2 separate regions of the Mus musculus genome follow, and region 1 is linked to region 2. Evidence: chromatin loops called from intact Hi-C (ENCODE). Cell type or tissue: heart. All regions are shown on one strand. Links, peaks and the distances in the headings refer to the core of each region. The heading gives the core; the rest is flanking DNA. Region 1 holds the start of Ino80d (INO80 complex subunit D). Region 2 holds the start of Ndufs1 (NADH:ubiquinone oxidoreductase core subunit S1).

Evidence for each region. A loop is a pair of places that touch in the nucleus more often than their neighbours do. Peaks named below come from ENCODE experiments on the same cell type or tissue, not always from the same donor. Only the 100,000 strongest peaks of a DNase experiment are listed, where the experiment ranks them.
Region 1: it touches region 2 in a loop (8-fold over the local background); 10 of 42 quality-filtered maps call a loop at or near these places.

What each region holds. Positions count from the first base shown.
Region 1 is chr1:63,112,412-63,117,779 of GRCm38, reverse strand. It overlaps Ino80d (INO80 complex subunit D), which reads left to right and starts at 3,513. Exons shown (of 12, transcript NM_001114609.1): 1 at 3,513-3,569. Ino80dos (INO80 complex subunit D, opposite strand) reads right to left here and starts at 3,309. Exons shown (of 4, transcript NR_045915.1): 1 at 3,236-3,309. In heart, for the core only: a CTCF peak has its summit at 3,090; DNase peaks (open chromatin) are centred at 3,239, 3,989 and 4,689; H3K4me3 peaks cover 3,764 bases; H3K27ac peaks cover 3,316 bases.
Region 2 is chr1:63,174,176-63,179,543 of GRCm38, reverse strand. Ndufs1 (NADH:ubiquinone oxidoreductase core subunit S1) reads left to right here and starts at 2,722. Exons shown (of 19, transcript NM_145518.2): 1 at 2,722-2,958. Eef1b2 (eukaryotic translation elongation factor 1 beta 2) reads right to left here and starts at 2,713. Exons shown (of 6, transcript NM_018796.3): 1 at 2,253-2,713; 2 at 1,668-1,790; 3 at 979-1,105; 4 at 646-712; 5 at 171-296; 6 at 1-86. The coding sequence starts at 2,332. Gm26457 (a small nucleolar RNA gene) reads right to left here and starts at 867; the gene lies at 790-867. It overlaps Snora41 (small nucleolar RNA, H/ACA box 41), which reads right to left and starts at 521; the gene lies at 409-521. In heart, for the core only: no CTCF peak of the experiment used is centred there; DNase peaks (open chromatin) are centred at 2,323 and 2,803; H3K4me3 peaks cover 3,699 bases; H3K27ac peaks cover 2,716 bases.

The sequences.
Region 1 (5,368 bases), core at 237-5,236, 62 kb after region 2:
TTGTCATTTTCTTAATAACGTCACTATAATTTTCACAATGAAGTACTCTGTTGTTTTTTTTTTTTTTTTTTTTTTTTTTTTTTTTTTTGGTTTTTTGGAGACAGGGTTTTTCTGCAGCCCTGGCTGTCCTGAAACTCACTCTGTAGACCAGGCTGGCCTTGAACTCAGAAATCTGCCTGCCTCTGCCTCCCGAGGGCTGGGATTAAAGGCGTGTGCCACCACACCCAGTGAAGTACTCAGTTTTTACAATACTAAAATCACTAGTAGCAAAAGGTAGAACTAACAAGATGTCATGGTGCATATAACACTTCAGAGGCTATAGAAGAAGGATAAAGGATTTTGAATTCAAGACTATTTTGGGCCTCATAGGGAGTTCAAGGCCAGCCTGGACTCCAGACAAGATGCTTCCTCAAACAAAACAACAAAACAAAACAACAACTTCAAAGGGGTGGGGGGATATAGTGGTATACACCTTTAATTCCAGCACCCAGGAGGTAGAAGCAAGGGGATCTTTGTGAATTCAAGGCCATCCTGGTCTACACAGTGAGTTCCAGACCAGCCAGGGCTACTACATAGTAGGACTGACTCAAGCCAAACCAAACAGAAGAGAGAATAAAATAACACATACATTAAAGTGTCTAGCTGATCAGTGGGCAGCACTCGCCTTTAAGAAGTCCAGGACCTGGAAGGCAGAGATTAAGATGGAGCTCTGAGTTCGAGGCCAACCTGGTCTACAGTCTACAGTGCCAGGACAGCCAGGGCTACACAGAGAAACCTTGTCTCATCCCCTACACTCCCCTCAAAACCCTAAAAAGTATTAACTTTAATGAAATGCAGCTTCAGCTTGTAAAGGGAGGCGATCACCGGCTATATAAAGGAAGGCACACACGAGGAGAGACATGGGGCCACACACATGCTTCTCAGGTCCACTGCGACCTGCAAAGGACGCTTACTCTCTTGTATGACCACTGTGCTTTATGTCCAAGGGGGACAGAACAAATACTGGGCTGAGTGGGTGATGTGACTAATACTGGCACAAAAAGCTATGAGTTCCATGCTAGCCTGAACTACCTACTGAGTCCAGGGCCAGCTTGGGTTAGATAGCAAGATCCTTTCAACAAACCAAACCAAACCAAACCAACAAAAATGTAAATATCTGGGGGCGGGGGAGGGTGTGGGGGACTTTTGGGATAGCATTGGAAATGTAATTGAAGAAAATACCTAATAAATTTTTAAAAATGTAAATATCACACAACCTCACAAGTAAGACTTCCAACGTGAGAGGAACTAGTTAATTTTAATGCCCACAGTTTTTCCCACCAATGAAGGAGGAAAAACTCACAGAAGGTTTTATATTCAAATTTAGATAATAAAGCTCCCCAGACAAATAGTATCTGAATTCATCTTAAAGTTATAACTCGGAGACTGGAGAGATGGTTCAGCAGTTAAGAGCACTGACTGCTCTTCCAAAGGTTCTGAGTTCAAATCCCAGCAGCAACATGGGTAGCTCACAACTATCCCTAATGAGATCTGATGCCCTCTTCTGGGGTGTCTGAAGACAGCTACAATGTACTTAACATATAATAAATAAATATTTTTTAAAAAAAAGTTATAACTCAGAAATAGGCATTTTAAACATCAATTACACCTAAAATGCTTTGCAATGAATTTTAAATGAGCATCCCTAATTCCCTTGCAACATACAAAAAGCCTGGCTAGTTCCTACTTCTCCTAACACCTCCGCCATGGACATGTCAGGCTGCAGCAGCAGCTGGCTGTCTCCATGCCTGGTGCACTTTTTCTTTGATCCTGTTTATGTGCTAAAGTTTGTTCATTAAAAAAAAAAAAAAGAAAGAAAGAAAGGGAGGAGATTCTGGGGCTGGACAAATGGCTCAGTGGTTAAGAGCACTGGCTGATCTTCCAGAGGACCCAGCTCAAGTGCCACATGGCAGCTCACAACTGTCTGTAAGTCCAGTTCTTGGGCATCTAAAACCCTCACACAGCCATACACGCAGGCAAAACACCAATGTACATAAAACAAAAAATCACTTAAAAAAAGTAAACCTATTACATCTTTGCAATGTACAAAGTCGCTCAACAGGCTGACACTACACCGGAAGTTCTGAACATTCCAACACTAGGGAAGAGAAGCCTACCCCTCAATTCTGTGTTCCAAGAAGCAGGCAGCAAAGTATGCAATGTACCAAAGGCCTAGACATTCATCAATCTATGCAAACTAAAAGAAAATAACAGAAATGGAATTCTAGATATAATTCTTAATAAATAATTTTACTTGAAGAAAATCCAAGGCATCTTTCAATCTGTTGCTAGGTTTATAGGAGTCATCTTTCTTCTTGGGCTGATAGATGAACTGGCTTGCTCAGCTGTCCTGAGAGTTTAAATACACACTACTTCTATTTGCACCGTGAAAAATAAACAGCTGTATTATGCCTTTCTGGGCAGTCAATAGGTTTTACTTACATTGCTCTGAGAGAAGACAAAAGCCATCTCTTTACAATTGACTCTCAGCAGCCTCAGTTCCTCAGATACCAAAACCACAAAATCTTACCTCTAATACATGAAACCATAAGTACGAATACATACAACATAAACGAGCATTAAATAAAGACAATACCGTGACCTCTAAGTCTCTCAAGTGCCAATTTACAGACTGGCCACCAGATACAGAACTTGGACCTGCCATAGAGAAAAATCATTATTAGCCTGAAAAAAAGAAAAAAAAATAGAAAAAAAAAAGTAAGCTGCCACTGTCACCCTTATGGAAAAAGTTAACATGGAAAACAATAATATCGTAAAACCTGTGTCTTGTAAAGATTTCTTTCCATCAGAAGGTGCAGAAACATTCCCCACCACGGAGCACACGACCTCCTTTCTGTTTCTTCCCTGCTTTTTCTCAAGTATGGGCTTTTTTCCAGCGATGAGAGGTAGAAATTTGGACTTTATCTGGCTGGAGCCGGTGCACTTCTCCCCTTGGCCCCTCTCTCCTCTGCCTCCAAGATGGTAGGAAAGTTGTCGTTTCGGAGGGCAGAGGAACTGCTCTGTGGTGTTATGTCCTCGCGGTGCCTGTAGTGGTGCTGTAGGAGGCTGCTGCCTCTTCTAGTGCAGGCGGGCAGCCCTGCCTTCTTGGCTGGAGAGTATATTCAGGGATTTCCCCTTAATGATCACCGACCCTGGGAGCACTTTTTAGTTTCCAAAATAAAAATATGATCCTCACCCCTCGTGTTAGACAGGGAAAGACTCTTGCCGAAGCCCAGGGAGGGAGCAGTAGCAGCCGAGCTCCCTAAGTCCACTGCCAGCGCCTCTCTGATCTGTCAGCCTAGGCGAGGGAGGGGGGGTTGAGGGGGAGGAAGGAGGAAAAAAAAATTAAAAAAAAAAAAAAAAAAAAAAGCAGCTGAAAGGTAAGCAGAGGCGGCCCCAGGCCCGGCCCACATCCCCGGGCTCCCGTAGGGCGGCGGGCTGGGCCGCGTAGGCAGGGCGGGCGGCGAGCGCGCTTACGTGAGGCCGGGGATTCGCCGGCCCACGCCAGGCCGCGGGCGGAGAATGAAAGGGTGAGTGGGGCCGGCGCTGGGGTGGCGGGGGATGGGGCACCGGGGGCCTCGGGGACGCCCGCGGGCAGCGTCGGCGGGGGTTCCGGCGGCGGCCTGAGCGCGGCGAGCGGCGCGGCCTGCGCGGGCCGGGCCCCAGGAGTGCTGCGGAAGGGGGGGCGCCCTAGGCCTCGGGCCCCGCGGCGGCCGCGCCCTGCCCCCGCGCCACAGGCCTCCCGCGCCCCTGGGGTCCCCCGGGGCCTCGGGGCGGGCGGGCGGGCTGCATCCTGCGCCGGCCCCAAGCTCTCCCGCGGGACGGAGGGCTGGGCGGCGGGGACCGGGGCGACGGGGCCTCGGAGTGGGGACCGTGCGGCAGCACCCCGTCCCCGGGCATCGCGCAGACGGGGCCCCCCGGATTCCGGTAACTGTTGGGTTTGTTTATCCCCCCCGCTCCACGGCGCTCTGGGCGGCCTGGCCGGGGCGGGGCGGGCGGCCTGGCGGGCGTGGGGTGGAGGGGCGGCGAGGAGTCAGGTGCAGCCGCGGCCCGGAAAGTTTCCTTTTAGGCCCGAATTGGAGGCCGCCTTCTCTCCGGGGAGCCCCGGTCCTAGCGCCCGGGACCCCCGAGGGCTTCGGGGGGCGAGCACTCGGCTGGCTCGAAACTCTTTGCCAGTTCCTGTCCGTTCAAGGTACTCCGCCCCTGCACCCCTCGCCCGCGCCGCGCCCCACCCCGCTCCCCGCGATCCCCGACGGGGCTGCCAACTCCAGCCCATTCCCCAAGAGCTCCAGGGCCCGGGGAGAAGCCGTCTCTTCCGGTTTGGAAAAGTTTTCAAGGGGTTTTTCTTAGCTTTATTAGTTAGTGACTGGGCTTTCGGGGGTGGGGAAGGGAGGAGGTAGATTCAGGTGCTGTTTCTATTGCAAAGTCAGGGTCCATCGGCCTCCCCTCCTCCCCCCTTTTTAAAAAACCCAGCACCCCACCAAGGAGCTGTGGGGGTGCTACTTGTGTCTTTATTACTACCCCCACCTTCTCTCCCGGACTCCTTTGGGTCCTCAGTCTCCCTCTCTGGACAGCTCCGGCAGGAAGGTAGTTAAGAAGAGAGCAGAGAGCAAACTGTCAGGGAGAGGGGCAGGACCAGGCAGGCTTCTGGAGCAGTCCCCTGCCCTCCGTGGTAGGACTTTACCCCTCTTAGTTGGTCACTTGTCCGGTTAGAACCGACTCAGACGCTGAAGCCATGGGGGAGACCTCGGCTGACAGACAGAGCATTCAAAACTGGGAGGAAGGACCTGGAGGGCTGGGCGCCTGGGGAAGTAAGGTCTACCTGCAGCGCAAGGAGCAATGCCCGATTTGTTCTGAGCCTATTTCGGTTTAGGTGATGTCCTTAGGTGTCACTCTAGAATAGAAACCACGGGGGTTTATGGAAGCGTAAAGTTCTCATTGCTCCAGTTTGGGGGTGGTGTTGTCTGTGGAGGAGCCCTGTGAACCGAACATTAGAGTTTGGCTTTGGCCTACCCTGTCAAAGAACTAGATTTTTTTTTTTTTTTTTTTTTTTGGTTCTGTTTTGGTGCCATCAGCTCTGGAACTTTTTTTCTCTTCTTTTTCTTTCGTGGAGTAAATTTAAGTTTCCAAATCAAGAGTTTCTTTCTTTCCAAGGATAGGCTGTTTATCGAGGCTACAACTGACCTCACCTGGGTATTGTTTTATGTTGAAATTGCAATGTGGCCCTGCCACCCCCAGCCCCAGTGTGGGCATGTGTGGAGACTTCATTTGACTTCTTTTATTAGTTCTTTTTTGAAATTTCCATATTTCTCTCAGAGCTTGGGGCTCT
Region 2 (5,368 bases), core at 203-5,202:
CAGCATATCCGTTCCAACCTTATCATCTTCAACTACACACTGTATTTGAAGCTTTTTAATTCCATATCCCACTGGAACCAATTTAGCTAAAAAAGAACATCAAGGGGTAAATGTTAGGAAATCCTTACGGGAAAACGCACAAATCCCTAAAACACAAGCATCACACTTACAGGAGCCCCACACCAGGCCATCTGCTTGAATGCTTCGGACACACTCCTCTAGTTTTGTCATGTCCGTCTCATCATCCCAAGGCTTCACGTCTAGTAGGATGGAAGACTTCGCAACAACTGCAGGCTCTAAGGAAGATTAAGAAGTGCACCTAAACACTCAACACTTTCACCATTAAGTCAAATCTCAAATTTGTTTTAAAACAGACCATCTTTTTGTCAAACACACACACAATTTGCCTTGTGTCTGTCACACATAATCCTCCTCCTGTGTGGCTAAGAAAGAGGCATTAAATTGTGTAACAGTTTCTTTCCCACAGAGGAATGCTACAACTGCTACCATAAAGACAGCTGTAGACCAGTAGCTGTGGAAGTTTTAAAATATTGACCCATTCAATTTAACTGGGGAAAATCCACTTTAGGGCAAGCACTGGACAAGCTCCTGAAATCAACACTACTAACAATGAAGATTACCCACTTTTAGCTTTCTTGGACTCATACTGTGCAAGGCGTTCTTCTCGTAGCTTCTTTGCTTCCTCACTTTCCTGTACAGAGAAAAGATGTTTCACAAAGTTGGTTATCTTCTGCTTAAATGTAGTGACAAGGTCATCACAAAACCCACCAGATTTATCAGAAAAAGCAAATCCATCAGGAGCTCAGCCGAAAGAAGGTGATTTGATTTTATTCATCATGTACCCAGTGATAAATTTTAAAAGGCAGACAATAAAGCCACGCCAGGATCCATCCAGGGAGTGGCTATGGCATCTGTCCTCAGGCTTCTCAATATGCTTGGATAAAGATGAAGTCATACCTCCTCATCATCAGATCCAAAGAGATCAATGTCGTCATCATCCTTAGCATCTGCAGCTCCACTTCCTGTGGTGTCTTCTACACTGCTAGGGCCATACTTGCCCAAAGATTTCTTCACTCCCGGCAGGCTTGAAAACAAACATTCTGCCACATTAGGTCAGTGTCAAAGCCCTTTCTAGGCAAAACACACAATCTTCCTTTCCCAGGAACTCCCACTCTCTTCTGGTTATTTAACCTTTAGCACAATCCCAGGCAAATAACTTTACTCTTCACCCATGGGAGACATTGTATTCAGTACTCACTACGGCTTACTCTTTCAGAATGAACATCTGTTTGAGATTTCATTAAGTATGCTCACTTCCATTCTTAGTGAACTGGAATCCACTTCCCCAAACTTCCACCCTTGCTGGTAGTTTCAGAAGAATGGCCAGGGACCGAATGAGCGAGCTACCCTCACACCCCAGCGGTGGCCCCCCCAGGTCCAAAGCACATGATCAGAGAGGTGTGGGAAAGGTGAACTGCGGTTGTCCATGTTCTACCTGTTCTGTGAGAAAATGGAGGACTTCAGTCTCTTGGCCTTGTAAGGTCACAAAGAAATTCAGCTCACACTAGGTCAGCAATGCTAAAGCCAACTTTAACCCGGTCCCTACTTTGCATGTGAAAATCCAGGTAGCACAAAGATACCTTTACCTGGCCTTTTCTTTTTCATACGACTTGATGTGATTATACCAACGTAGGGCATGACACAGGTCAGCAGGTGGTGGACCAGAAACTGCTTCAAATACTGCCACGTCTGCTTGTGATGGCACGTACCTGCCAGTGACACAAAAACAAGTGCACAGACCTTTAAAAGAAAAGACACAAACACTAGCTGGTAAATGACATAGCCCATATCCGTCAAGCTAACTAGTGAGAACAATTACAGGGCTAGCCTAAGTTGCTTCTCATTGAAAGGACACAGAACATGTTTGAATCTAGGCAAGCCCAAGAACTATCTGCCACCCAGGAGAACTCATCCCACCAGACTTGCCACAGGTTTCAACTAACAAACTAACTTGTCCAAAGACGCGGAAGAACCAGCTGGACGTGGGCACACGGAGAGCAAGCATCATCTCAATTATAATGCTGGCAGCCCCTCCCGGGAGGTCCCGCTCCATTGGCATCCCGGCCCCGGGAGCACTGACTCGGCGTCCCCCAGCATCCGGAGACCCGCTTCCTTCCCGCCGAGCCCGCGCCACGTGGCCCCGGCCCCCCAGCCTCTCGGCTCCTGCTCACCCCTCAATGTAGCTCTTGTCCGCCAGGTAATCGTTGAGCACCTGGAGGCCGGCAGGGGTTTTCAGGTCTCCGAATCCCATGGCGAAGGCTGGAACGGGGAGCTGTGCAAAAGCGGAGGACGAGAGCGCCGGGAGGCCGCGGCCAGCGCTGAGGGAAAAAAAGGACCCAGAGCGTCCGGAAAACTCCTTATATAGAGACGGAGGCGTTTCCCTCCGCCGCCCCGGCTAGAGGTTAAAGGTCAAGGTCCGTTCCTAGTCTCGGTCCTCCGCGTACCACTGCGACTTGGTAACTAAAGGGCCCACAGGTCGTCCGCCGGCCTTCCCTTGTCTTTGGAAGAAAATTAATAAAGGAGGCATTTTAAAATGCCTTCGCTCCAAGGACTCCGAAACGAAGGGAAACGCCCTCTGAGGAGCCGGAGTTGAACGAAAGCGCTCGGACGCAAGGCCTCGGCTACTTCCGGCGGAACTGCAGGTCCAAGTCGTCTTCTCCGCTTCCTCCCGGGCTCGCTCTCGGAAATTGCCGAACAGGTCCGAAGACGGGGAAAAACAGTCGAATCTGTGTTTCTAGTCCCTCCTGGCTTTCCGTCCTCCAGGTCGGGCTGACAGAGGTTGCCGTGGCCGCCATATTGACTTAGCGGCCAGGGTTTTGAGGGGTCAGGGAGACCCGGACAGGTCCGCGGAACTACTCGGTGGGCTCCGGAGGAAAGGTGAGGACGCGTTGAAGTGGGCAAGTTGAAGCGCTTCGAGTGGTGTTTTCTTTTTTGGCAGGTCTGCATCCCATAGGTCAGACAAGCCGTTCTCCTCTTGCCCTTGACTGGGTACCAGCTCCTGCCCCGCCACCTCTGGAACCCGGGAGAGCCGGCAGGTGAGGGTTATGAGCCTTGGTTTCTGGTCTGATGGAGCCTAAGCCGATCAGGAGACCTTTGGGAGTCCGGGCTTGCGAGCTACTCTCTCTTTGCAGGGGAAGACAGGAGATGGCCCTGTCATCAGGAGACCGGTTCATCTCCCAGGGTCACGAGAGACTTAAACCTCAGGCATCGGTTTAGTTGCTGTCTTGAACCTGTCCACGCTACTGTTTGTTTTTGTCTAGCCCGGTGATCATGTTGGGTAGTATTTTATTCATTCCACCGACGGGGAGAACTGACAAAAACTAAAAGTTAGCTCAGTCGGAGCTGGAGGGAGAGTCAAGCGGTTAAGAGTGCCTTGCAGAGAGGATCCGAGTTCGGTTCCCACTAGCCCAGTCAGAAGACTCCCAGCTGCCATGTAACCTTATCAGGGAATTCTCCACTCTCTTTTGGACTGTGAGCACCGGCACTTAGAAGTGCACATTACCCACACACAGATAAGCACATGCACACATAAACTAAAAATGAATCTTAAAAAGTTAGCCTGGAGTCCGCTGCAGATCAGGAAGCTGCGGTGTCTTCAAGTTTGTGAGGTTCATGTCTGTAAGACCAAACAGATTTCTGGGATCCACCCCCACCCCATCACTAAATCTAATATTCTAAGCCAGCTCATCAGCGCCTTTTAGAAAGTTACTTTTATAAGATACAGCCAAGATATTAGAGCCAGGGTGTGATGATGGTACCTGTCTGTAATTCCAGAAAGGGGAGGCTGAGATGTGAGGATTGAACGGAGAACTTTGTGTGTGATTAGGTAAGGACTCTACTAACTGAGCTACATCCCTGACTTGACTGGCTATTTTTGTTCCTATTTGGTAGATACTATGTCTAAAATACATATTAGAGCTGGGAAAGATCTTAGTTGGAAATGATGCTTGCCAATCCTGACATCCTGAGTTAGATCTCCAGGACCCACATTGATGGAAAGAAAGAACTGACTTTCAAAGGGTGTCCTTTAACTTTCACAGGCACCCGCCCCACCCACCTCCTTGTGTGTTTATGGTGACACTCACGGAGTAAGTAAATGAATGTCAACAACAACAACAACAGTAAAATATATACCAATCTGGACATGGTGGTGCGTGTTGATAATTCTGCTCCTTGCTTGGGAAGTGGAGGCCTGAAGTTTAGGAGTCCAAGTTAATCCTTGACTTCATAGCAAGTGTGAAGCCAGTCTGAGGTACATGAGGTCTGTCTACAAACAAACAAACCCCACCAAGTAGAAAACCCCAGTAAAACAAACTGTACAGTGTAGAAGCCAGGTTATCCCCAAACTCTTGATGTAGTGCAGGCTGTTTTTATGGGATGAAGCTTCATGGGTGTAGATCAGGCTGGCCTCAAATTCATGATTCTCATGCTTTAGGTTTCCCAGTGCTGGAATCACAAGCATTGGCCCTGTGCTTGGCCTCATCAGTACTTGTTAAAAATGAGCTATGTACTGCTCATTCTGGAATTTGGTGCAAAACTATTTGGGGACTTGCTAGTCTTCAGAAAAGAGAAATAACCAAATCTTTTGTCAAGGAACTTACAGTCTAGTAGGTAACAAAATCGATAATTTACCTTCAATTTAGTATTGTGGGCTTGTTTGTTGTTTGTACTCTGCATACAGCCCAATGCAGCCTACCTTTACGTTTTAGGCCTTGCACTAAAGCTACCTGCTCAGCCCAAGTTTAGTAAGTAGAATAATAAAATATATACATGGCGTGTTTTTAATAAGGAAAAGGGACACAGATGAAGAACAGTATACAACTGATTATCAGTAGCCATTACTGATTAAATTGATGTTAGTTTTTATTATTTCTTTGTTTTTTATTTCTTTGTTTTTTTTTTTTTTTAAGATTTATTTATTTATTATATGTAAGGACAGTGTAGCTGTCTTCAGATACTCCAGAAGAGGGTGTCAGATCTTGTTAGGATGGTTGTGAGCCACCATGTGGTTGCTGGGATTTGAACTCAGGACCTTTGGAAGAGCAGTCAGCACTCTTAACCACTGAGCCATCTCTTCAGCCCTTTCTTTGTTTTATTATTGGCAATTACTGACCTAGTAATTACACCCTGGGAAACTGTAGATTTGCTTTATAGGTAAAGAACCAATGCCTAGTGGATAACAGACTTGGTATCTGCAAATTCAGTATTGTAAATTGTAGATTACCATTATTAAAGAATTAGTTAAATAAATTATGAGTTAATGAAATGTTTAATTATATGTCATCTA